7 separate regions of the Homo sapiens genome follow, and regions 2, 3, 4, 5, 6 and 7 are each linked to region 1. The links are chromatin contacts, found by Hi-C or POLR2A ChIA-PET in ENCODE. All regions are on one chromosome and are shown on one strand. The core of a region is the stretch at or near the end of the contact, and the rest is flanking DNA. Distances in the headings are between cores, read along the strand shown. Region 1 holds the start of GGPS1 (geranylgeranyl diphosphate synthase 1). Region 2 overlaps LYST (lysosomal trafficking regulator). Region 3 overlaps LINC02768 (long intergenic non-protein coding RNA 2768). Region 4 has its middle 21 kb from the start of LYST. Region 5 overlaps LOC107985364 (a long non-coding RNA gene). Region 6 holds the start of LYST (lysosomal trafficking regulator). Region 7 holds the start of LINC01132 (long intergenic non-protein coding RNA 1132).

Evidence for each region. A loop is a pair of places that touch in the nucleus more often than their neighbours do. ChIA-PET counts read pairs that join two places held with the same protein, here RNA polymerase II (POLR2A). Pooled maps may share reads with other maps.
Region 2: a pooled map shows a loop between it and region 1 (4-fold over the local background). The contact joins the enhancer-like site here to the promoter of GGPS1 in region 1. A Hi-C loop is called at or near these places in 3 of 50 pooled maps. POLR2A ChIA-PET finds 5 or more read pairs at or near these places in 2 of 52 experiments (A549 and activated CD4-positive, alpha-beta T cell).
Region 3: a loop to region 1 is called in a pooled map, with 4 times the contacts of the local background. The contact joins the enhancer-like site here to the promoter of GGPS1 in region 1. A Hi-C loop is called at or near these places in 1 of 168 maps with a recorded cell type or tissue (chondrocyte) and 5 of 50 pooled maps. POLR2A ChIA-PET finds 5 or more read pairs at or near these places in 2 of 52 experiments (MCF 10A and Panc1).
Region 4: a loop to region 1 is called in a map with no recorded cell type, with 9 times the contacts of the local background. The contact joins the enhancer-like site here to the promoter of GGPS1 in region 1. A Hi-C loop is called at or near these places in 3 of 37 single-sample maps with no recorded cell type and 4 of 50 pooled maps. POLR2A ChIA-PET finds 5 or more read pairs at or near these places in 2 of 52 experiments (activated B cell and activated CD4-positive, alpha-beta T cell).
Region 5: a loop to region 1 is called in a pooled map, with 5 times the contacts of the local background. The contact joins the enhancer-like site here to the promoter of GGPS1 in region 1. A Hi-C loop is called at or near these places in 2 of 37 single-sample maps with no recorded cell type and 8 of 50 pooled maps. POLR2A ChIA-PET finds 5 or more read pairs at or near these places in 1 of 52 experiments (endothelial cell of umbilical vein).
Region 6: a map of B cell shows a loop between it and region 1 (17-fold over the local background). The contact joins the promoter of LYST here to the promoter of GGPS1 in region 1. A Hi-C loop is called at or near these places in 8 of 168 maps with a recorded cell type or tissue (B cell, CD4-positive, alpha-beta T cell, CD4-positive, alpha-beta memory T cell and 3 more), 18 of 37 single-sample maps with no recorded cell type and 18 of 50 pooled maps. POLR2A ChIA-PET finds 5 or more read pairs at or near these places in 2 of 52 experiments (PC-3 and activated CD4-positive, alpha-beta T cell).
Region 7: a map of naive thymus-derived CD4-positive, alpha-beta T cell shows a loop between it and region 1 (18-fold over the local background). The contact joins the promoter of LINC01132 here to the promoter of GGPS1 in region 1. A Hi-C loop is called at or near these places in 1 of 168 maps with a recorded cell type or tissue (naive thymus-derived CD4-positive, alpha-beta T cell), 2 of 37 single-sample maps with no recorded cell type and 13 of 50 pooled maps.

Annotation. Positions count from the first base shown.
Region 1 is chr1:235,327,212-235,330,448 of GRCh38, forward strand. GGPS1 (geranylgeranyl diphosphate synthase 1) reads left to right here and starts at 1,359. Exons shown (of 4, transcript NM_004837.4): 1 at 1,359-1,567. ARID4B (AT-rich interaction domain 4B) reads right to left here and starts at 968. Exons shown (of 24, transcript NM_016374.6): 1 at 558-968. RefSeq lists enhancers at 1-382, 1,119-1,178, 1,419-1,508, 2,009-2,158 and silencers at 89-178, 189-418, 589-638.
Region 2 is chr1:235,840,493-235,843,835 of GRCh38, forward strand. The region is part of intron 1 of LYST (lysosomal trafficking regulator); the gene reads right to left. Among named protein-coding and RNA genes, the nearest start is that of MIR1537, 11 kb to the right of the region's middle. RefSeq lists an enhancer at 1,610-1,809. Within about 2 kb of position 1,884, at least 4 of the 41 ENCODE cell types and tissues checked have a DNase peak (open chromatin) inside an H3K27ac peak, as active enhancers do.
Region 3 is chr1:235,916,115-235,919,357 of GRCh38, forward strand. All of the region lies in intron 2 of LINC02768 (long intergenic non-protein coding RNA 2768), which reads right to left. All of the region lies in intron 2 of LOC105373215 (a long non-coding RNA gene), which reads left to right. Among named protein-coding and RNA genes, the nearest start is that of LYST, 51 kb to the left of the region's middle. RefSeq lists an enhancer at 2,115-2,614. Within about 2 kb of position 1,462, at least 27 of the 41 ENCODE cell types and tissues checked have a DNase peak (open chromatin) inside an H3K27ac peak, as active enhancers do; they include Panc1, where a contact is called at or near this core.
Region 4 is chr1:235,886,530-235,889,924 of GRCh38, forward strand. No RefSeq gene overlaps it. Among named protein-coding and RNA genes, the nearest start is that of LYST, 21 kb to the left of the region's middle. Within about 2 kb of position 1,687, at least 5 of the 41 ENCODE cell types and tissues checked have a DNase peak (open chromatin) inside an H3K27ac peak, as active enhancers do.
Region 5 is chr1:234,767,518-234,770,788 of GRCh38, forward strand. All of the region lies in intron 1 of LOC107985364 (a long non-coding RNA gene), which reads left to right. Among named protein-coding and RNA genes, the nearest start is that of LINC02961, 9.1 kb to the left of the region's middle. Within about 2 kb of position 1,359, at least 3 of the 41 ENCODE cell types and tissues checked have a DNase peak (open chromatin) inside an H3K27ac peak, as active enhancers do.
Region 6 is chr1:235,865,283-235,868,485 of GRCh38, forward strand. It overlaps LYST (lysosomal trafficking regulator), which reads right to left and starts at 1,624. Exons shown (of 53, transcript NM_000081.4): 1 at 1,561-1,624. RefSeq lists enhancers at 682-731, 1,102-1,201 and silencers at 1,322-1,741, 1,792-2,091.
Region 7 is chr1:234,722,781-234,725,845 of GRCh38, forward strand. LINC01132 (long intergenic non-protein coding RNA 1132) reads left to right here and starts at 1,262. Exons shown (of 3, transcript NR_038856.1): 1 at 1,262-1,302; 2 at 2,443-2,898. RefSeq lists enhancers at 479-1,041, 1,606-2,168, 2,169-2,732.

The sequences.
Region 1 (3,237 bases), core at 109-2,608:
CTACGACAATGACGCCATTTCTGTCAGAGAAGAAACTCACAACAAGCCCGGCGTCCGGCGCAGGGCCGGCCGCTCTCCCCTAGGGCCTCGGCGCCCGGCCGAGCGAATCCGCGCCCCCACGCGCCGCGTCCGAGCGAGAGGCCGGCCGGGGGCCACCGAGGGGCCAGGAGGGCCTGTGGGCCGCGGGCAGGACCGGCCCGCCACAGAGCCCCTGCCCACGTCCCGTTCCGGGCTCAGACCCGACAAGTGGGAGCGAGATCAACATCTGGCCCCGCCGCGGGGACAACGTGAGGGCCGAGGGCCCCGGAGGCGGAACGGCCCCCACCCTGCCCGGGCCCCCGACCGCGGCCGCTAAACCGCTGAGTGTGCGGCCGCCCAGCCAGGGGGCGGCTCGGACACAGCGGCTGCGGGGGGTGGGGGTTCCCGGGAGGCCGAGGCCCCGAATTCGGGCGCCGCAGGGACCACCACCGCGATCTTCCTCTGCTCCTTGGCCGGGCCCAGCGACTCCCAAAAGAACCCCCTTAGGAGACCACGAAAGCCCCAGAAAATATCCCTACCTTCCTCGGAGGCGAGATCTGACCCTGGCACGTCCAGAGTCCCCTCTCTCCTTCTCCCCCCCAAAACCAGCAGGCCCGGGGGAGAGATGGGGAAGAAGGGCGGCGGGTCCAGCGGCTGCTGAGGCAGAGGCTCCGGCTCCTCCTCCTCCCGCGGCGGCGACTGGTACCTTTGTTTGGCGGCCGCTCGGGCTCCCTGGTTGGGGGGAGGGGGACGACGAAAAATCCCCCCCGGACTGGAGGTCCGGGCCCCCAATCGCGCTGCCCTCCAGAGGACGGCGGCGATGGACCCTCTGCAGCTCCCTCCGGGCAAAGGTCCAGGCGGTGGCCGTGGCGGCGGCAAGATGAAGCTCAAGAGTCTCCCTCCGCTTCGGCGACCGAGCTCCTCACTCCGGACTCGACTGACGGGCAAACATCGCTTCCCCCCCACCGACTCTAGGTTCCCCCCCTTTCTCCCCTCCCCTAGATTTTTTTTCCCCCCCTCCCCTACCTCTTTCCCGGATGGCCTCTTAGACGACCTTGGATTGGTTAAAGTTCTTTAGAACCCGCCTATACACTGTTCCTATTGGTCCCTGGATACAAACAACGACGCCATTTTCCCACCAGTTCTATGGAAACAGAAAGTTACGCCTCAAGGCTTTCTGGGAAATAAAGTCCATACTCTGGGGCCAACGCGCAAATCCTCGTCCGCGAGAACTGCAAGGCCCGCAATGCCCTGCGCCTGCGTGGACCGGTGCGGGGGCGGGGGGGAGGTGAAAGGGGCGGGGCAACAAAGCAGTAGGGAGGCGGCAACGACGCCTGCGCAGTGTGACCGGGATGGCGCATTTTCTTGCACCAACTAATGCGGTGTCGCTGGCGGCTGAGGAGGGCGGAGAGTTCTGTGGTGAAATAGTGGGAAGGATTCATGTAGGCATCGGGAAGAGCCTAAGTCCACATTATAAAATAGGAAGTTGATGCGGGGTACAGTTACTCCCGGACCGGCGGCGTGAAAGTCGTGATATCATCGTTGAACTGTGAGCGGCAGTGGCGGCGGCTGGGGGGAACCCGGATGGGAAGAAGGGCGGGGGAGGCTGGGAGGCGGGGCAGAGGAAAGAAAGAAAGGAGAGTGAGGACCCGGATGCTGAACCGGATTGTGTATGAATTTTCCATCCCCTAGCTTTAAGCGAGGAGGGAGAGGAAGGGTTGGCCAAGTGGGGCGGAAGGGAGCATCTGAGCGAGGAGGAAGCAGAAACCTCACCGTTTCTTCCCCTCCGGACTCTGTGCTAGCACTGTATACGTTTGCAGTTCTCTGCCCAGCCGCTGTGGAAAATCGGCCTCGAAGTGATTGAAATTCCCTGTTTATATCAGGCGGCTTCTTTCAGATCCATCGTCTTTCTCCCGGAGTATGAATGGAAGGATTCAGTATGCGCTTCACATTTGTATGTCTCTGGCCATTCTCAAACCAGGCCCTTCCCTTTGAAAAGTCTTTTGCATGGGATGTTCACTTCTTAGACGCAAGGTTGTGTGCCCTGGTTTCATCGTCTAACGCGTTAGAAGGCGCTTTCATTTCTTCATGGGTGTTGAGCGCCGACCACTGGGGTGGCCTCTGCCTTCGTAGACCTGCGCCTGGTGAGACGGACAGATGCTGAACAAAACGATGTGAAATTACCGCAGTGGCAGTGCCCCAGAGGAGAGTTCCACGGTGATAGGAGAATGAGGGAATTTGGCTTCTTTAGGGAGGGAAAGGAAGGGTTTCTGAGCAAGTGAGGATCGAGCTGAGAGCTGAAGGGCTAGCAGGAGTTAACTAAGGAAAGAGAAAAGGAAAAGACATTCCAGACAAAAAGACTAACTTGTCAGAAAGCCCTGTGGCGGAAGGGAGCTTTTCCAATATGAAGAACTGAGCCTGGAGAGATGGGATGAGGGGGAGTGTCGAACCTTTTAGGCTTTGTAAAGGAGTTTTGGTTTTCTCCTAATAGCAATGGGATATCTTCCAAGGAATCTCAATCAAAAGGGAGAGATGGCTCCGATTGGAATGTCATCCCTGGCTGAAGAGTAGAGGAAGCGAAAAAAAGAAGAGTTAAAGAGGCAAATGCAGGGAACCCGACGAGGAGGCTATTGCCGTAGTAGTTCACATGGTGAAAAGAATGGAGCGTTTGTATTAATGATTATGGATTCACTCTTTGAACAAATTTCTGGCAGCTTTTTAGTTTTGAAAGTGAGAAGTTTCAGACTCTCACTGAGGTATTCTGTAGTTTTTTCACTCTAAAAGGAAACTAGTAGAGTTCATGTAACACACACTAATGCCTCTTTACATTTAACTTTAGTATGTGATAGCTGAAATTTCCAGCTGTGATAAATTGGGAAATCCTTTGATTTAAAAGAAAAACAAAGGCGGGTGAGGGTGAGAGTATATGCCACGGTGTGTAGAATCCTTTAGACTCTTAAGAAGACACAAGGCGGCTGGGCGTGGTGGCTCACGCTTGTAATCCCAGCACTTTGGGAGGCCGAGGCGGGCGGATCACGAGGTCAGGAGATCGAGACCATCCTGGCTAACACGGTGAAAGCCCGTCTCTACTAAAAATACAAAAAAATTAGCCGGGCAAGGTGGCGGGCGCCTGTAGTCCCAGCTACTCGGGAGGCTGAGGCAGGAGAATGGCGTGAACCCGGGAGGCGGAGTTTGCAGTGAGACGAGATCACGCCACTG
Region 2 (3,343 bases), core at 634-3,133, 510 kb after region 1:
GAGTCTTATCAGAATCACCTATAGAGTTTGTCTAGGCCCCATGATCAGAGAACCTAATCTGCTAAACCCACAGCAAGACCTAAACATCGGTATTTTTAACAAGCTTCATAGGTGATTCTAATGAACAGTCAGGGCTGAGACTCACTGCTACAGGTGACAGGAAGCCCATGAATTATTTTGAACATGTGAGTGGCATGGTCAATCTTGAACACATAGGTCATTCTAGTGGCAATGTGGAAGACACATTTTATGGAGAAAACTCTAGCTGCATGAAAACCAATTTGGAGACTGGCGTCATACTCCAAGCAAATGGTAAGGATATTTTTTTCTAAAGCAACAGTAGAATAATATAATTTTATTAAATATCCAAGAATTAAAATGAGCACAATTTTGGTGATTAATTGGATGGAGAAGTGAGTGGTAAGGGAGGGATCAGGACAACTCTCTGAATACTGGCTTGGTTAACTGGATAAATGGTACTGTCACCTGCGAAGAACACACAAGAAGAACTGAGGCACGTGTGCAGAGTCTGCTGTCAGGGCAAAACCACTCCACACCAGGTGAGCTGAGTCCTCTGTCTATTAGGCCAGTGACTAACTTCTTTACAGTGACTACTGAGACTAAATCCACCATGCCTTTCATTCCAATTTCAGCAATGCTCAAAATGTATACCTTCTCAACAACTATCCTTAACTCCATCTCATGGTTTCCAATACCAGACCGAATAAGGAAATAGCAAGTATAGACTCTCCTGAGAAGGCAGGATTAGAAAAGAAAAACAGAAAATAGAGAGGAGCTGGAGAAGGAGGCATAGGTTAAGGAATTTTTTTTTTCAAGTATTTGTATTTTTTAAAGAATTGGAAGAACCGTATTTTTAGGCTATAAGAAATAAGAGGTGGTGCGGCGTGGCCAGCCATCTCCTATCAGCTCTGATTGTGTGTACTTCTTCCCAGCATCACTGGCACCATGTTGGTAGCTTAAAATCATCATGGTGAGAGTATTTCCATCATGGAAATGGGCAAATGCTACACATTAGGGTCTTTTTTGTTTCTTTCTCCAGGAGAGCCACTTTACTAGCATACCACTGCAGCCAGCACAAGGGAAGATACTGAAGACAGGGGCAAGAGAACGAATGAATGAAGGACAAAATTCATGGAGAAAATAAGTGTGGATTGGATCAAGGGTATAGGTGAAGAGGTTAGGCTGGGGCGGGGAAGCAGGAGGGGACACATCATCCTCTGAGGCTGAGGGAAAGGAGGTAAGGAGAATTGCAGATATAGAAAACAGGTGGAAGGCCAGAAACTGAGGGAGCTCAAGAATGACTGGCTCAATTTTTTCATTCAAGTAATAGGCAAAGTTGTCTGCTTAAAGAAGAGAGTCTAGAGATTGGGGGCTAAAGGCTAAGTAATTTAGAATAATTATTGGAAGAATAGTCAAATGGGGGAAAGTAGTGATGACAGACAAAATAATTTACTGGTTGGCTACTAGCTTAGCAGAGGTGGAAAACCATGAATTTCTGGTGGTATGGATTTTTTCAGCTATTTCAGATTCACCAGCAGGATTCAGCTGCTTGGGTCTAATAATAGACAGTGCAGACTGTTATCACTGATCTGGAAATGGGAGTTTTGGTGGGTGGAGGCAGCAGAAGCATAAGTGAAGGGGACCCAAGGGTATGGGTGGAAGAACAGTCCTTATGGCCAAAAATGAGACACAGACTGGGTAGGAAAAAGAAAGAGGCCAGGAAAATAAATGTTGATAGACAAGCAGAAAATCCAGGCAATCAAGGAAGTGTGGATCTCTACCAGACTGAAGAGTACACAATGTGGGAATGAAGATGTTAGAATTTTTAGATTTCTGAAACAAGCGGTCCCAGATGACAACATCCACAGTGTGGCCCTGCAAGCAGATGTCTAAAGTGAAGTGAAAGTTAAGGTCCTTGCAGTTAAGTAACCATGAAGCTAGTATTTTTGGACAACAGATCATTGTAAGTTCTTAAAATGAAAGCCCTATAATGACAGAGATTTTGTCTGTTGTATTCACTGCTAAATCTCTAGCATCTAGAACAGAACACAGCTAACAGCAGGCATTCGATTCTACTCATTTGCCGAATGAATGGCGTGGCCTCTCTCTCAGGATTTTCATTAGGTTAACTTGTCTAATTAAGCCCCTCGTAGTCAAGTTAGGTCAAAGATAGACTCAAGAGTACTGGTTCCCTGGATTATTTCCTTTACCTTCTGGAAATGAAATGGTCACTAAAGTCAGTCAACAGTGGCTCTGCTTTCATTGAATGAGACTTCCTGCAGACATCTGGATAGTTAACTTTGATATCTTAGCTCTGTTCCAGTTCTGTGATTAATTTCCACAACTTATTATCCACCTAAAAGATTACAGAATTAAGCTATCACCCTCAGTCTTGTGGATTTTCATGCATTTATCTTCTTGACACAGAGAACTACTACACCCGCCCCTCACAGCAAGTCATGACCACATATATTCTTCACTTTTAGGGCAGCTCCTCATATAATGGCATTTTTAGATGCCTTGTCATGTCTGTGTTCTAGACAATGCTACCAAGGACATTACATGTACCACTGAAAATAAAATCTCAAGCTCAACAACAGGGCAAGAAATGGTCCCTAGGTGGCTGAGTTTCCTTTTCAATAAATATCAAATAGCCAGTGGCCACAGTGATAAGAAGGGAAAGGGGTCCATTGTGCTACAGTTCCCTTTTTCATAAATTCATTAATTCCAATATTTATTTATTAAGTAAATATTTTAATAGATATTTATTAATATGCTCCAGCTCATTCTATTTTCACTATTTATGAATCTGTTCTGAATAGTGGGATATACATACAGTAGGCATCATGACAGTAGTGAAATAGGACCCAGAAGCCGCAGATCAGGAATCTAGCAATTACTAGCTAGTCACACAGAGCTGTGTGAAGTTTGGCTGCCTCTTCCATAAACTACCCCACAGAGTTGCTATGTGGAGCCTAAGAAATTATATAACCTCAGTAAACATTGTTGACAAATTTTATAGCTCTATGTAAATGCTCAGTACTAGCTGCACACCTTATGACAGACAGTGCCATCTGAAGGAAGAAAAAGATCACTGCAAGCTTTCCTCAGATCAGTGTGAGGAAAATGATGTTCTGTTTCATAACGCTATTTCCAGGGAAGCACTGAAAAAAAAAATAGGAAGTCCCTGTATTTTCTGCTTTTTCCTTGTCTTGTGGCTTCCACAAGAAAAAAAAGAAGTAAAAGGAAAAAACAACAAAAAAGGTTATAATAATGATATTTATTCTTATAGGTTGATTAGAAAGCATACTTTTTCCTCATC
Region 3 (3,243 bases), core at 212-2,711, 590 kb after region 1:
ACGACGACGACGACGACGACGACGACGACGACGACGACGACGAAGACGACGACGACGACAACAACAGCCATTTGCAATCTGTAAGCCAGGAAGGGGGCCCTCACCAGGAACTGAATCAGCTGACACCTTGATCTTATTACACCTTCAACCTCTGGAATTTTGAGAAATAAGTGTGTGCTGTTGAGGTCACCCAGTCTATGGCATTTTGGTATAGCAGCCCAAGCCTACTAATATGGTAATAATAGTACTTTGTTCTATAGGAGAATGCTGTTATTCTCAAGAGACACATGCTGAAGTACTTAGGGTCGACTCATGATATCTGCAACTTACTTTCAAATGCTTAAACAAATTATACATAGATGATAGGTACCTAAATAGAGATAGAGATACAGCAAGCAAAGAAGCAACTATTAATAATTGGTGAATCTAGGAAAAGGATATTCGGGTGTTTACTAGTCCAACTTTTTTCAGCTATGAAATTTTTATTTTATGTTTTATTTATTTATTTATTTTTTGAGACAGAGTCTCACTCTGTTGCCCAGGCTGGAGTGCATGATCTCGGCTCACTGCAACCTCCGCCTCCTGGGTTCAGGCGATTCTCCTGCCTCAGCCTCCCGAGTAGCTGGGACTACAGGCACACACCACCACGCCCAGCTAATTTTTGTATTTTTAGTAGAGACGGGGTTTCACCATGTTGGCCAGGAAGGTCTCGATCTCTTGACCTCGTGATCTGCCTGCCTCGGCCTCCCAAAGTGCTGGGATTACAGGCATGAGCCACCGCGCCTGGCCAAAATTTTCTAAATAAGAAGTTGGAAAGAGTAAATAGAGTAAAATGATCTGAGAGAAAAAGAATCCAAATAATAACATTTATACTATTTTATAGTTTACAGTGTATTTTCACGTATATTAATGTGATCCTTTCAAATATCCACGGAGGTAGACATATCGTGTGTTTTATCCTTATTTTGTAGTCTTCAAAAACATTTCCTCAGTGCCTAACCATGTGCCAGGCATGGTACATACATCATCTCTTTTACTTTCTACAAGAACTCCAGAAGGCAGATATCGGCTCTCCCATCCACGGAGGCTCTGGTGGGATTCCGAAGCTAGCAATCTGCAGAGCTGGCATCTGAATGCAGCTTTGTCCGACTCTGAGGCCTGAGCTCATCCCTCTGTTGGCATCCTGTTTGTGATTCCTGTTTTACAGATGCAGGAATGGAAACTCAGAGAAGTTAATTAACCTGTGCAGTGTCACACAGCTACTCGGGGCAAAGCCAAAATTCAAGCCAGAACTTCAGTCTCCTATTCCAAAGCTCGGACCTCCTTCCAAAGCGCCTGTAATGAGCACTCTGGAAATAGGTTCAGGATCTAAGCTAGTGGCTCATGTGAGAAGAAGTCTCAGCACACAAGGGCCCTCAGCACAGGAAATTACTCAAGTTATTGGAGTGGAGCCAGGGAAAGGCCCCGAAGCTCAGAGCAGGCCTGACTCGGGAGACAGTTTGTGAAAATAAAAGCAAGCCCACATTGACTCATTCATTTGATGCTCTGATTAAGAAGCATGAGTTGCCACACCATGTGATGGAGAGCTATAAACTCCAGCCCTGGAGACATAATCTGGCACAGATTCCCTTGGATGGGCAAACGGTATTCAGGCAGGACTACCATTTCCGGGAGGGGGAGACCGGGGGAAGCAGGTCAGGACTTGAGGCTCATAACCATGCTGCACTGATTTGTTTAAAAGTAAATATTATTTGGTTTTCATTTAATTTTAAACAAAATTTAAATTTTTAAATGAAAATTAAAATGTTCACTTAATTTGAGTTATTAGATTAAAAGATAGTCTGCTTTACTGAAAGTCTTAGGCTGGAAAACAACAAAGTCGTTTGTGAAAATATTTAAATAAGAAGAGAACAGCAATCATAACAGGAATCTAAGGGGACTGTGAGTCTTGCATTGGCACATCTCAGCGCGGTGGAGACTTCTAAAGAGGGCTCTATGGATAGAGTCCTTCAGGGACCACCACCCGCCCCCATGCCCAACGCTGAGGAGGACACTCCAGCAGGGATCCACCAGGTGGCTGTAAAGCTAAGAAGGTGACCTCCTGGGTGTCCCTCCTGAAACACAGAGCACCGTTTGAACTGCCCGAGCGAGCGGACCAGCTGGCGCACAGATCACAGAGCCCTGCAGTGATCAGCTGCCATCTGGATCTGCCCGGGTGCAAGCAAACGGCACAGCTCTGGAAGCTTCCTCAGGGCTCCAAGAGAGCATCTGCGTGTTGGGAAGCCTCGGATGTGCTGCAAGACCTTTGTTCTGACTGTGGCAAAGCCTATGTATGCTAGGTGTCACATTGAATTCTTTTCTATTAATAATAACTTATCTGAGATTCTGCGCGACTGTCGCTCTAGAATCTGCATTTAGGAATGATCAGCATCAGTGCTGAGTGCCTCGGAGTGGGACATAGATTTAGGCAGAGATGTGGGAAGCAGCCATCAGTGAAGGACGATGCTGTGATTGGTGGCTGGAACCCACAAGTAGACACCAAACTGCTAACAGGGTGGTCCTGGAGGTAGATGTCTAGGCAAGCAGCCAAGATCAGTCATTTAGAGTCCATGCAGGTCTGACTTGAGACAGTGAATTTTGTAGAACTCCATACTCATTCTGAAGTGATTTTGTTATAGGCAGTCAGCTCTACCAGAGGCCTTTGTCCAGACTATCTGAAAGGCACCCAATGCAAGGGCTGCAAACCTCAACAGCAGAGGACTTGTGCTGAAACCCTTCCGAATGCATTCTCTAGACTGGCCAACTAATGTGTCTTCTTTGCTGTCCAGCTCCAATCTCCATCAGGTTGTCTTTTTAAAAAAAAATCCAAGCCTTTGCCCTGCCAAGCACCAGGAAAAGCATGATTTGCACATTTGAGAGCTAACGAAAACAGTCCATCCGAGTGTCCTAGTGAATCTGCAGCCCAGATGGGCTCACGTTTCCCTGTGTACCCCACATGCCCACTGAGCCCCGAAGTGGTTGCCCAGACCCCTTACCCAGACCCCGGGCTGAAAGAACCTTGTGTGGTTTAATCTCAGAGCAGAGTCCTCTGAGCTGGAGATGTTTGATTGAGAGACTGCCGGAGGGGCCTCCCCCAGTCGACCCAAAGATATAATGCTGGTGCCACATCTTGTGACTTGCGGTATCGAAGACTGCTGCTGGCGAAAAGGAAGCCACAGAGCTTCCACCCCTCATAGGAGGTCA
Region 4 (3,395 bases), core at 437-2,936, 560 kb after region 1:
CCCACCATGTTTATTTGTTAAAGAAACATTTATAGGCCAGGTGCAGTGGCTCACGCCTGTAATCCCAGCACTTTGGGAGGCCGAGGTGGGTGGATCACCTGAGGTTGGGAGTTCAAGACCAGCCTGACCAACATGGAGAAACCCCCGTCTCTACTAAAAATACAAAATTAGCCGGGCGCTGTGGCGCATGCCTATAATTCCAGCTACTCTGGAGGCTGAGGCAGGAGAATTGCTTGAACCTGGGAGGTGGAGGTTGCAGTGAGTGGAGATCGTGCCATTGCACTCAAGCCTGGGCAACAAGAGTGAAACTCCATCTCAAAAAAAAAAAAAAGAAATATTTATAAATTTACCCAAATTTTACTTGGCATTCTATTCAAGGAGGAAAAAAGCATTTGTCTCCTAAAGAGTTACTGTATTCCTTTAAAAATATCCACAGGCAAACATAGTAACTCATTAAATATTATAGCCTACTCACAGGGTGTCTGCCATTCTTATTAGAGAAGAGAGAATGGCATATTAAAAATATGTCAGAAGTTATGGGAAGTTGTGAAGTGGAAGACAGACTTCAAGTTGTGATCCTTCACAAGGCTTCATTCTATGCTTGGCTGTTTGGGAGAGTTCAGAAATCAGCTCAATATGAAAGATATAAGAGCAACTGTCCAGCTGAGGTGGTACATACCACACTAATTTATGGAGAGGACTGAAAAAGTCAATTAAGCTCCTAAAATTCCTTCATCATTGCTAAGAAGCATTGACAAGCTAAGATATAAAGTTGGGAGATGGACTAAATACACAGGATGGCAGAATAAGACTAGACAAGTCTTGAAGGGTTAAAGAGATGAGATCATTCTAACATGGCATTTAGTAGAGGTCAGTGCCATGTCAGGCCCTGCCGTTGAGTCGAAAACATCAATGGTTTGAGTAAAGAATAGGTGGGAGGTATTTTGCAGCACTTGTGGGAAAAGGTGTTCAGGGTTTTAGTTGAAAGCAAGCTCCATATGAGGCCACATTGTGATGGTTGCAGTCCTTCATCCACCTTTTACCTACCTATCAAAAAATAAAGGAAACAGTGGGCTGGATGGTTTCTTCTTAGGGTAAATCCTCTCTTTGGTTGGGGCTGCTGTTGTTGTCCAGGTAAATACCTTTGCAAGCCAACATGCTTCCCATTTAACCCTGGGTTTTACCCATCCCAGCTGTCTCATAGAGGCCTGACTTGCACCTTTCTGTTCCCTGCCCTGCCCAAGCAGTCATTTGATGCCCCGCTTTAGAATAAAGGAAGTGATAAACTCTCTCTAGGCCATGCTGCTTGGACTTTGCCAGGGGTATTTCATTCCGCTTAGAGTACCACTCTTATAAGTATTGTACAGAAATTAACTCATTCAGAGAGTACCTAGGATAAGGAGTCTTAAAACTGAGTCATAGGAGGAACAGTTAAAAAACAGCAGGCTGGCCATGGTGGCTCATGCCAGTAATCTCAGCACTTTGGAAGGCTTAAGCAGGAGAATCACTTGAGGCCTTGAGTTTGAGACCAGCCTGGGCAACATAGCAAGACCTTGTCTCTACCAAAAAAAAAAAAAAAAAAAAAAAAAAAATTAAAGCCCAAAGCTTTCTCTAGAAGACAAAAGACAGGGAGACAAGAAAGCTGTCTTCCGAGGCCTGAGGGCTGTCACAAAGCAGACAGATTCATGTTATCTCTGTGGCCACGAGAGGTAAAGGCAGCACAGGGAGACCTCAGAGCATTTCAGCCCTAGAAGGAAGCCGCACAGAAGTGAGTCTGTAGGTGTTAGAAGGCAGCTGTGCTACACTAACTTTCAGATCCCTCCAACCTACCATCCTTGAGGTTCTTACGAATGTTGAAGTAATCTCGATTCTCGGAACTACCATCCCTCCTCCTCACCACCCCCCACACCCTAGAACCCTTTCTTGCTATAAAAAGGCCATTCCTTAGAAAGTTAAACATAGAATTACCATATGATCCAGTAATTCCACTTCTGGGGATGTACTCAAAAGAATCGAAAGTAGAATCTCAAATAGATACTTGTACAGTAATGTCTAAAGCAGCGTTATTCACAGTAGTCAAAAGGTGGAAGCAACCCCAGTGTCCCTCAGTGGATTAATATAACAAAATGTGAGGTATCCATATCATAGAATATTATCCAACCTTAAAAAGAGAAGAGATTCTGAGACATGCTGCAACATGAATAAACACTGAGGATGTTATGATAAGTAAAACATGCCTGTCACAAAAGGATGAATATTGTATGATTATACTTATATGAGGTACCTGGAGGAGTCAAATTAATAGAGACAGGAAGTAGAATGGTGGTTGCCAGGGGCTGCTGGGAGAAGGGGATGGGGAGTTGTTTAGTGGGTACAAAGTTTCCGTTTGGGAAGAGGAGAAAGTCTGGAGATGGATAGTGGTGAGGTTTGCACAAGAATGTGAATATACTTAATGACACCGAACTGTGCACTTAAAAATGGTTACATTGTGACCAGGTGCGGTGGCTCACACCTGTAATCCCAGCACTTTGGGAGGCCAAGGCAGGTGGATCACCTGAGGTCAGGAGTTTGAGACCAGCCTGACCAACATGGTAAAACCCCGTCTCTATTAAAAATACAAAAATTAGCTGGGCATGGTGGTGTGTGCCTGTAATCCCAGCTACTCGGGAGGCTGAGACAGGAGAATTGCTTTTACCCGGGAGGCAGAGGTTGCAGTGAGCTGAGATTGCACCATTGCACTTCAGCCTGGGCAACAGAGCGAGACTCCATCTCACAAAACAACAACAAAAAAAGGCTGGGCGCGGTGGTTCACGCCTGTAATCCCAACACTTTGGGAGGCCGAGGCGGTTGGATCACCTGAGGTCAGGAGTTCAAGACCAGCCTGGCCAACATCATGAAGCCCTGTCTCTACTAAAAATACAACCATTAGCCAGGCATGGTGGCGGGCACCTGTAATTCCAGTTACTCGGTAGGCTGAGATGGGAGAATCACTTGATCCTAGGAGGCAGAGGTTGCAGTGAGCCAAAACTGCTCCATTGCACTCCAGCCTGAGTGACAGGGCAAAACTCTGGCTCAAAACAGAAAAGCAAACAAACAACAACAACAACAAACAGCAAAAAAAAAAAAAAAAAAAAAAAAAAAAAGATGGGGTGGTTCCCCTCCAGTGGCTCACACCTGTAATCCCAGCACTTTGGAAGGTCGAGGCAGGCAGAATGCTTGAGCCCAGGAGTTTGACACTAGCCTGGGCAACTTGGTGAAACCCTGTCTTTACAAAAAAGTACAAAAATTAGCCTGGTGTGGTAGCCCATGCCTGCAGTTCCAGCTACTTGGGAGGGTGAGGTGGGAGGATCACCTGAGCCTGGGGAGGTCGAAGCTACAGTGAGCCGTGATGGCAC
Region 5 (3,271 bases), core at 109-2,608, 560 kb before region 1:
TAAAATGTACTCAGTAGTTAGTAAATATCAGGCAGCATTCAAGGTCACCAGCCATCCCAGTGTGCCTGGTCAGAGGGATTTCCTGGGACATTCAGAGCTAAAACTAGGATAGTCTTGAACAAATGGCATAGTTGGTCACCCTACTTCATTTCCTGGTTTAGCTCTCTCATCAACCATATGTGCATTTTACTCATGAGAAATCCTGGCCTTCAGTCATGAGGCCAATGTGGCAGAATTGGAGTCAAGGCTTCCATGGCTCCAGGGTCCAGGTCCTCTCTACCATATCCCAAGGGCCCCCTGACCTCCCTTCAGAGGCAGTAATTCTGAGATAGCTCTGTGCAGCTCTCTCCTCATAAAATATACTCTACAGCACTCAGATCATGAGATATGGAAAAGAATGGATGAAGGCTTGCTGGAAAGGCAGGGACAGATACTTTGCAGGAAAAAAAGGACTTCCAAAATGTGCGTGGCAACTTGGGGTTTCAAAAATCTTTGTTCTAAGGGCCGGAACTTTAGTGCCAACCTGACATTGGGAAGGGGTAAGAACTGATGAAAATAGTCCTAACTGAGAAGCACTTTGAGCTTCTGGGAAAGAGACTGCTGCATTGAAGTGGCCAGCTCTAGGTCACATCACAGGACCTGGGTGGGCATCATTCTTTCTGACGCTTGGCTCCTCTATCCTAGTTATTTGAGATTTCAAAGTAGTCATCTGGTTTATCTCTTCAAGTGTGACCACATAATACACTGTTCAAACAAGGACACTTCTAAGAATGAAAGGGGAACAATTCATAATTAGGCAAGGACAACAGTGGGGAATGGGACTCTGCCCCGGTTAACTGGGATGCCTGATCCCCCGGCCAGCTCTTCTGATCATGAGGAACTGAGTTGTGATCTTATCTTCTAATGCACCAAACAAAGCAGGGAAAGTCCCAGCCGCACGCCATTGCCACTGGGCTCTTCTGCCTCCCTCTGGTTCTGCCCCATGTCCCAGGGTCTAAAGAATACCTTTTCCCCAAAGGTCTAAATACTCCTTTGAGTCATTTGCATCAAATATCAGCATAGAAATGCTTACTTCAACTACTCTTTCTTGATCACCACAGAGTTTTCTGAGCACTCACCTTGAACAGGGCCTCTTCTGGGTGCTACAGACATTTTCAAGGGAGAGAGACCTCGCCCACCCATAGGCAGTGAGCTGGCTGGCTGGTGGGTGAGTCTGTTGGGGGGGGAACCTGCCCCTCCTTATGTTGCCCCTCAGTGACTGACCACAGGCTTTGGAAAAACCTCTTCAGCAGGGTACCGCTTACTCTGATCTACTTAAACGTTGACTCCCACGCCCTGAGGAGGAGCCGAGCGTGCCAGAGCAGCAGAATGCAACTTTGCTAAGATCAAAGTGCGAACCTGCTGAAGCTGTGTGTCTGAAATTACCCAGAAATCGCTTTGTGCTCACTCGTGGAGCAGAAGTGATGGTGAGCAAGTGTGCAGAGACCATGAAGGACTTGGTGCAGGGATGAATATTGTCTGCAGCTGGTTTTCTCCAGTCCCTGCCAGTGCACCCAGTGTCTGTTTCCGCACTACTGGGGCCCTAGGCTCAGCACAGTGCCAAGTACATAATAGGTGCAAAGTAAATATCAGTAAGTCATTGAATGCTCGTCTCCACGGACGATGCTGGGCCTGAAGTAGCCTAAGTTTGAATCCATGCAATGGACCATGGTCGAGGGCTCACGGCTTCATGATGAATCCTGGAATGTTAGCGCTAACAGTGTTCTTACAGGATCAAATCCAGTCCCAGTCAGTTTCAGCTGAGAAACTCAGGTGTGGGCCCAGAGAGTTTAAGATCACTTGTCCAAATGTTGTGAATGCCAGAGGCAACACTGGACTCAGGTGTTCTGGGCAGTAACCTTTGCTCCTCTCTCCCTACCACATGCCCCCCAGGCCAGCTGGCCCTTCTGACCAGCACCATCTGTCTGATGTCTCTTTGCCATTACTCGGAGGCCTAACCTCAGCACTGACAGGCTGCTTGACCTGGAACCTCGCCACTATGTCCTAGCCATGCTCCCTGACACCCCCGCTCTCTAGCAAAACTACTCCCTTCTTCCTCTGCATGCGATTAATTATCTCATACAGCATCTCTTTTCTTTTCCCACTGTATTCCTGTTGGTTCAAGATGTGTCTGCATTCCTTACCATTTTACCGGGAACAGTGTCTTTTTCATCTTTGTCTCTCCAGTGCCTCAATTGCGCCTACCACGCATGTATTATACAAATGCGCAGCTTGCTGTGTGACCATGGCCCAATTGTTCACCGTCTCTGGGCCTTCTCTTGGATTTATAAAATTAACGGGGCACTACTGACTTATCTCACAGAGCGGCTGTGTCCTAATGTATATATTGTTGCATAAATATCTTGGAAATGCAGTGGCCAACGACAGCGCTCAACAATAAATGCTGTGTGCTGAGAGCAAGTGTTAGAGAACTTGAAAGGAGGCTCTTCTCTCTGTGATGAAAGAAACGGAAGGTGGCTCTGCAGATCCCCTCAGATGATGCACGCTGTGGACCCGAGCACCGAGCCTGGGTGGGGAAGGAAGGAACTTAGGAGAGGTGTGAGGGCAAGGGCGTCTTGTGGAGAGAGCTTGACCAAACCCTGACCCTCCTCTTTGTAGAGCCCCCGGGCTCGTCTGCAGGGTCTGTGCAGGCCGCCTGCCCCCTGCGCCAGCAGGCGAGGAGGACAGCCTCCCCTTCTCAGCAGGACCCCTAGCCCTGCAGAGGGAGCTGGGAGCTGGCTGCTTTTAATTAGAGCCGCTTCTTTCCTGTTTTCCTTCGCGGCTGGTTTCCGAGCTTCCCTCACCCTCTGCTGATTCCCCCAAGCAATTTTTTTAAGCATCCAAACCGTCTGGGATAAGAAAGGAGAAAGCTATCATTATGTGTGTGAGCTGTGCGGTGGCTTCCGCTGGCTTCCCAGACGTTTGGAGGTCGTCAAAAGGCTGGCTCTGCTGTCTGGACATGGCCTGAGGAAGCCTGGTGCCAGCTTTCTGCTTCCTATGCCACCAGCTCTGCTTATGTATATATTGAGCACCTGCTGTGTGCCAGGCCCCCAGATGAGCAAATATAGCGTCAGCCCAAAAAGCTGAGAACTATTGTCATGGCTCTCTTAGGTCTAGAGCTGTGGCAGTGATCACCAGCACGCTGACAGAGGTGTGAACGGAGCACCCCAGACATGGAGCAGGAATGAGAACGACTGGCACGATGGGTTGCACCAACGAGAACCTTACAAGG
Region 6 (3,203 bases), core at 374-2,873, 540 kb after region 1:
AAAATTGCAAACCTCTCCCGGTTCCCTGCCCTCCCTCTTCCCTGCCCTCCCTCTTCCGTGCTTTTTCTCTGTAGTACTTAACACCATCTGACACAGCACATATTTTATTTGTTTATTATCTGAGGTCCCCACTAGAATATAAGCTCCATGAAGGAGCAGATATTTATGTTTTCTTAGAAAAGTATCTGACACGCAGTAGGTGCTCAATAAATATTTACTAAATACATATATATAATTATATAGTTTGTGAAGTATTTTTATGCAAATTACAGCAATTCATTTTTCCTTATGCCCTCTCTTCTTCAAATTCTCCAATCTTTGTAGTAACAATATGGATGACAGCAAAGAGCTATCAGAAAAAGAGTTGTTGGCCACTTAACAAAGCTCTTTAAAACAGATACCCCATATTAATCAACTACATCTATAAATTGAAAGCTTAAAGTCAACATCTTTATTAGCATAGATGAATCTAGGCGTGGAATTTTAAAATAATAGCGCAGAAGAGCCAAGAATCATCAGGAAGAAAAGTCTAATTCAGTTTGTCCTATCAATCTGTTAAACAAACAATAGGAAAATGCAACCTGCATTTGATCTTCAAGGAAACACTGGCCCAAATTCAACACGAACGCATTCAACACAAGATTCGACTCCCTTAAAATTTTCTATCTGCTTAAAACAAACCCCATTAACTATCAAGTGCCGTCGCTGGGTGTGTATGGTCTGCCGAGCGGATCGGGGATGTTTTGCTATGTTTTGTTTAACCAGATAAGAATTAGCGTTAAGGAAACGTTTCTTAAAGCCTCTGTATCCCCTGGACCATTAAACAACCCCTTCGTTGGGCTTTACACTGTGGTACCGGGGTCTTCTCGGGTAATTTCCCAGCTTATTTAACTCATCAGAAGCGAAGGGGCATCTCAGTCAGGCTCCAGTGATACCGGAGACAGACGGCAGATGTCTCAGGGGATCCCCTGGAAAGAGAGGCTCTCGCCCAGTCAAAGGGTGTCACGGACAGGAGGAAAGAGCGGACCGAGGCGCACGGTGTAGGTGACAGGTGGGCGAGCGCCGCAGGGCAACAGCGCGGGGAGTGACCGGCTGGGTGGTGGCGCGGAAACCGTCAACTCCCATCGTCAACCTGACAGCTTGGGCCCAGCTGGGCTGAGTAGTGCAGCGGCACAGGATCAAAAAATAAAATAAAGGTAGCAACACACCGCCGTCAGCCTGCTCGACCTCGCCCCCCGCGCGCTGCGAAATAAAGTTAGTGCCCAGTGGCCGCTGCAATGGCCCAGAGGGGCCCAGCCGAGCTCCCGCCCGCGGCCCGGCGGCTGTCAAAGGCGGCCCGGCGCCGCGAGAAGTCCCAGAGCCCAGAAGCCAGAGAGGACGCCCCGAGCTGGCGCGTCAGGCCGAGTGCCCTCGCGCCCTCGCGCCCTCAGCCCGGCGGTCCCGGCCCTCAACCCAGGCTGACAGCCACCAGCCCCAAACCGCCTCCCCTCCAGGCCACGCAGAGGGGCCGGGACCCGGAACCTTCTGCCGGCAGCGTCGGCGCCCGGCGGCCGCCTTTACCTGGTTTGTGGCAGCTGCGGCCGCCGCGCACTCCCCCTCTCCCGGAGAACCCCGAGCCGACGCCGCTGCCGCCGCCGCCGCGCACTCCCCACCCCCGCCCGCCCAGGTAACCCAGGAAACCGAGAACACCACCCCCTCCCTCCCCTCGTCCGGACCCAGACCCGCTCGTCTGCGCGTGCGCCCTTGGCTCCGCCTCGCGCGTGTAAGCCCCGCCTCCTCTGGGAGGGCAGCGCCGGCGTCGCAGGCGTGACGCGTGGAACTGCCGAGCCAATAGGGAAGGCAGGGGGGCGGGCCGACCCGCGGGGCTGCAGCCGGGGCCCGGTCTGGGTTTCTCAGCGGTCGGGGGTCGTACCCTGGGTCCGCACCTCCTCCCAGGGCTCTGCGTAGTGGGCTGCGTCAGACCCTGGGGAGTGCGAGCACCGTTTGAGAAGCACCAAACACAAGCGCATCGTCCGCCTCTTCCATTCAACACAGACTGTCAACCTGTCCCATTGTGTAGGTCTAGAGGATGAAGATAGAAGAAATAACGGGAAGGAGTCAGGAGAGGGAGAAAGGGTTACCCACAAGGCACCCCTAGCCTTCCTCTGGGACCTGGAAAAAGCCATATTGTAATGGTTACCGTCGGCTTCTTTCAAGAAACAAAAAGAGCTTTGCAAAGCCACTGCAGAAGTAATTCAGTGCAGTGGTGTATTTTCCAACCGACTCCTGTTCAAACACGGTTTGTATACAGTGCGCACTGTCAGTGTCATATGCCCTAATAGACCAGTCCCTCCAGAGGGTGGGAGCTGTAGGTAAAATCCAGGATGTTTTGGCTGCATCCCCGGCTCTGGGCCCAGCACGCTGCTGGCAGACTGCTGCGGTAGGCAGTTTGGCATTTCAAGGGCCACCCTCCTCACCTCCTAGTCACTGAGACAGCAACGCCAGAGGTACTGGGAAAAAGCCTGAACTGTAATCGTTCGGTAGTTTTCAAGTTCTGCCAAACAATACAAACTATTAATAAGCAGATAATCTACAAATTGACAGGAATTGCTGTAGAATCAACAACTCCCATAATTTTTTGCACAGGAATTATGAAATAGAAATAATTCAGGATATTATGTCCCAAGCCTATATACCAAATGTTACTCCCAATTCCTCAAACTCCCATCTAACCCAATGACAAGCAAAGTGCGTTAAGTTGCCCACTGATGTGGTTTAGAGGGTGCTCTTGGGGAAAATTCCCCACTTTAAAATATGTCTTCTCTGACGTCTGATGTTTAACCATTAGCAGTTCATATCTTTAGGCGAAGATTGCCCACTTCCTCTGGCAGGTAGTCTTTTATTTTTATTTTTTATCTTTTTTTTTTTGAGACAGATTCTCGCTCTGTCGCCCAGGCTGGAGGGCAGTGGCCGGATATCGGCTCACTGAACCCTAACAAGTGCAGGAAATAAATGTCTCAGGGAACTTATCACTCATTTAAGCAGTATATAATGAGCACCTACAATGCGCTAAGTATTGTGCTAGGTGCATGGGCCTGAACTGAAACAAAAAGAGGAAGCCAAACTTAACCTGTTTCGTCATTTTACCTAAAGCTGTGTCTACTCTTATTTATACATCAACTTTCACCCACTAATCTTAAAAACACCCCCCTTTTTTAATGGAC
Region 7 (3,065 bases), core at 12-2,511, 600 kb before region 1:
ATAAATTAGATTACTCCAAGTCTAGATGGTTCCTAGCCCCTAGTCCTTCTCGCTGAAGACGGTACAAGGAGGGTGGCAAGGCAGAGGTCTGGAGGGAGAAGAGTAAAAAGCTCCTTGTTTGCGTTAAAACAAACAAACCCCAAGATATGCCAGTTGTTTCAGAAGGTGAATTCCTACTTCAGGTAGTCCTTAAGAGTCACCAGAAATCCAGGAGCGAAACTGCACTGAGATTCCATTAACTGTGAAAAAAAATAACAAAATAAACGGGCCACACAAAAAGAAGAAAACCGGCCTGCCCAACGAGGGCTGCGGAGTGCAGCCAGAGTCCCTTGTACCAGTAGATCATATTGTGTCCATTTAATAATAATAAGAAGGGGCACCCTCCGCGGAGGCTTCACCCAAGGAGTCCTGTCCCACCCGCAGGCTCGGGCGCCCGCCTGCAGACCTCGGACGCCGGCCAGCGTCTTGTCGTGCAAGGCCGTCCACAGCCAGCATGGCCTTAATGAGCCCATTTCAATTGAAATGAGATCAATACTACTCATTTTTCTCTTGCTGGCTCCCGAGTGATTCATGAATCTGAAAACTAGTTCATGAATCAGAGCAGGGTGGGGTGGAGGGGCTGGGGCGGAGGCAGGCAGGGGAACATTTGTGCAGTCGGCAAACCTCGATTCCTTTAATGAACCTAGCCATGAGTTGCATAACGCTGGCCTGCCTGCTAGTTTAAAACAGTCTTTTCGGAAGCAGCTTTCAGCTTGACTTATTCACCTATTTTCCTCCTGGAAAGGGGAAGAATGACACTGGGTACTGATTGTGTGTCTGTCTGTCTCAGGGAATACTTTTTTGCTCTTCGTGTGTGGAACCGTAGGGGCTTCCCTGGACAAGAACGTGTGTCCATGTGTGTGTGCATACATGTATAATGGTCTTTGTGTGCACATCCTCTGTGTGTGTGTGTGTGTGTGTGTGTGTGTGTGTGTGTGTATGAGTGAGCAATGTGTGACCGGCCTCGGGCCCTTTAAACCTGAACAGGAGCCAAGTTCATTTCTCAGCGGAGCTTCATAAGGAAGCACGAGCTGGGGCAGTTGGAAACCACATCCCTGTGAGTGCTGATTACAGCCTACTAAGGAAAATGAGATTTTTATCTCACAGGAATTCAGTTATAAAAATAAAATACAGCGTCTGGCTTGATTCAGCTAAATGTACAAGCACTAGGGTGTTTTTAATTTAACAGAGAAGCTGGACAAGAAGAATGACCTAAAACATTGCATTTAAAGAAAGTCAGAGGCGAGGGGGAGGCTACAGGAAGTGAGTGGGAGTAGAGATGTGTGTGTGAGAGAGAGAGAGAGAGAGAAATGGAGGGAGAGGGAGGGAGGAAGGGAGGAGGGAGGTGGAGAGAGAGAGAAAAAAACCACCCTGCTGGCAAATGAATGCAGCAGGGATGATGTCATTGGAACAGTTGGAGGAGAGAGGAGAAAAACAACTCGGAGCTGTGCTAATCCTGTTTGCTGCCCTGAAGGGAATGGAAGGCGGCCAAGGCAGGGAGTTCTGGGAAACCATATAAGGGTGCCAAACAAGCATTGCCGCCAACATTAGGAACTGACAGCTTTGTTCTTTGTAACTTGGCTGCCCGCCAGAGGCCTCATTTCAGCTCTGCGGCATGATTACCCTGGACGGCCGCCAGCCCCGCGCTGAGAGCTCCTTTTCTTCTCTCCGAGCTTTTTTTTTTTTTCCTCTTTCCCTCTGCCAAACATGCAGCAGTTACCATGGCAGTGGAAAGTAAAGTTTTAAAAAAACACAACAAAGTAGAGAGGCACGCCTTTATCCAGATGTGCCACATGAGCAGATAGAAAAGGCAGTTCACCTATTCATCGGGGCCTTTGACTGCAGAAGAAAACACTGGGGCACTGGCTGTCAAGTTCGGGAGGGAGGTGACTCCAGGATAAACAGAGCAGCGAGCAGCCCTGGCTGCAGACAGAGAGGGGCTGGCTCCCAGGCCCTATTTTCCTTCCCTCTCTCTCTCCCTTCCTGGGGCATTGTGGAGTGCGTAATGTGAAACGGAAAATGTCATGATTTCCACTGGGAACGTGTCCACGGTTTTGAGAAAGCTCCAGAAACTCAGGTCCATAAAGCACTGAGGGGAGGAGGAAGGGAGGGAGGAGAATGGGCGGTCACAGTGCCCTCTGGTCACCAAGGTGAACCCAGCGAGCAGGAGCCAGTACGTGGCTGTGGCCCAAGCCTCTGCCTGCTGCTGGAGCATGGCCAGGCCGTCGTCGTAGGGTTGCAGGCTGTTCGGGGGTCCTGGGTCCCACGGAGCCCTGGGACCTGAGGGACAGGGATGTTCCCTTTTCCCCCTTGGAGGTGTAGCCAGTAGTTTGGCTTTACAGGGGGACTCTGTGAAGAGTCCAGTTCCCTATTTTTAATCAGGTTCATTTTTCACCTGCTTAGAAAGTGGAACATCTCCTGAAAGGTGACAAGTCGTGATCAAAGGCAAGTCTCCAGGCAGAGAGTTGGCAGGTTTCCGAAGCAAAGGTTACTTAGAAGTGGAGGCTCCACTGCCAGCTTCCCCCCGCTGCAAAATCTGACACTCCTCACCCTCAGGGTTCAGCAAGATTCTCGGAAAGGCCTTTTCTGATTCTAGGAGGTGCTGCAGCAGGAGCTGACTCGGCCATTTCCTGGCCTCTTTAGTTGGAAGATGACAGAAAGGCGGAAGCAGGGACTGCTATTGTGAGGCCCATGGCAGCCTTCCTGTAAAACAAATTGGCAAATTGTCACCTTCAGATGGACCACAGCTGGCCCTCTGAACAGCCCTCCTTGGCCTTTCCAGAGTGTACATGATTGTGTCCCATGTCCAGGGAGAGGACAGAGCCACCAGGAGGGTCAAGGTCGTGGAGGGAAACATGGGTGAGTAAGAGATGGACCCCAGAAATCCCTCCTCATGCTCCTCCCTGCTGTTATCACAGGCCTTGGCTGCCTTTCTCAGGAGGCATTCCCAGCTCAGAGTTGGGTATGCACTAAGTTAAAGCAAAGAGGGCCCTACTGGAGTGAGGGCAAGGGGACTTGGTTGACCT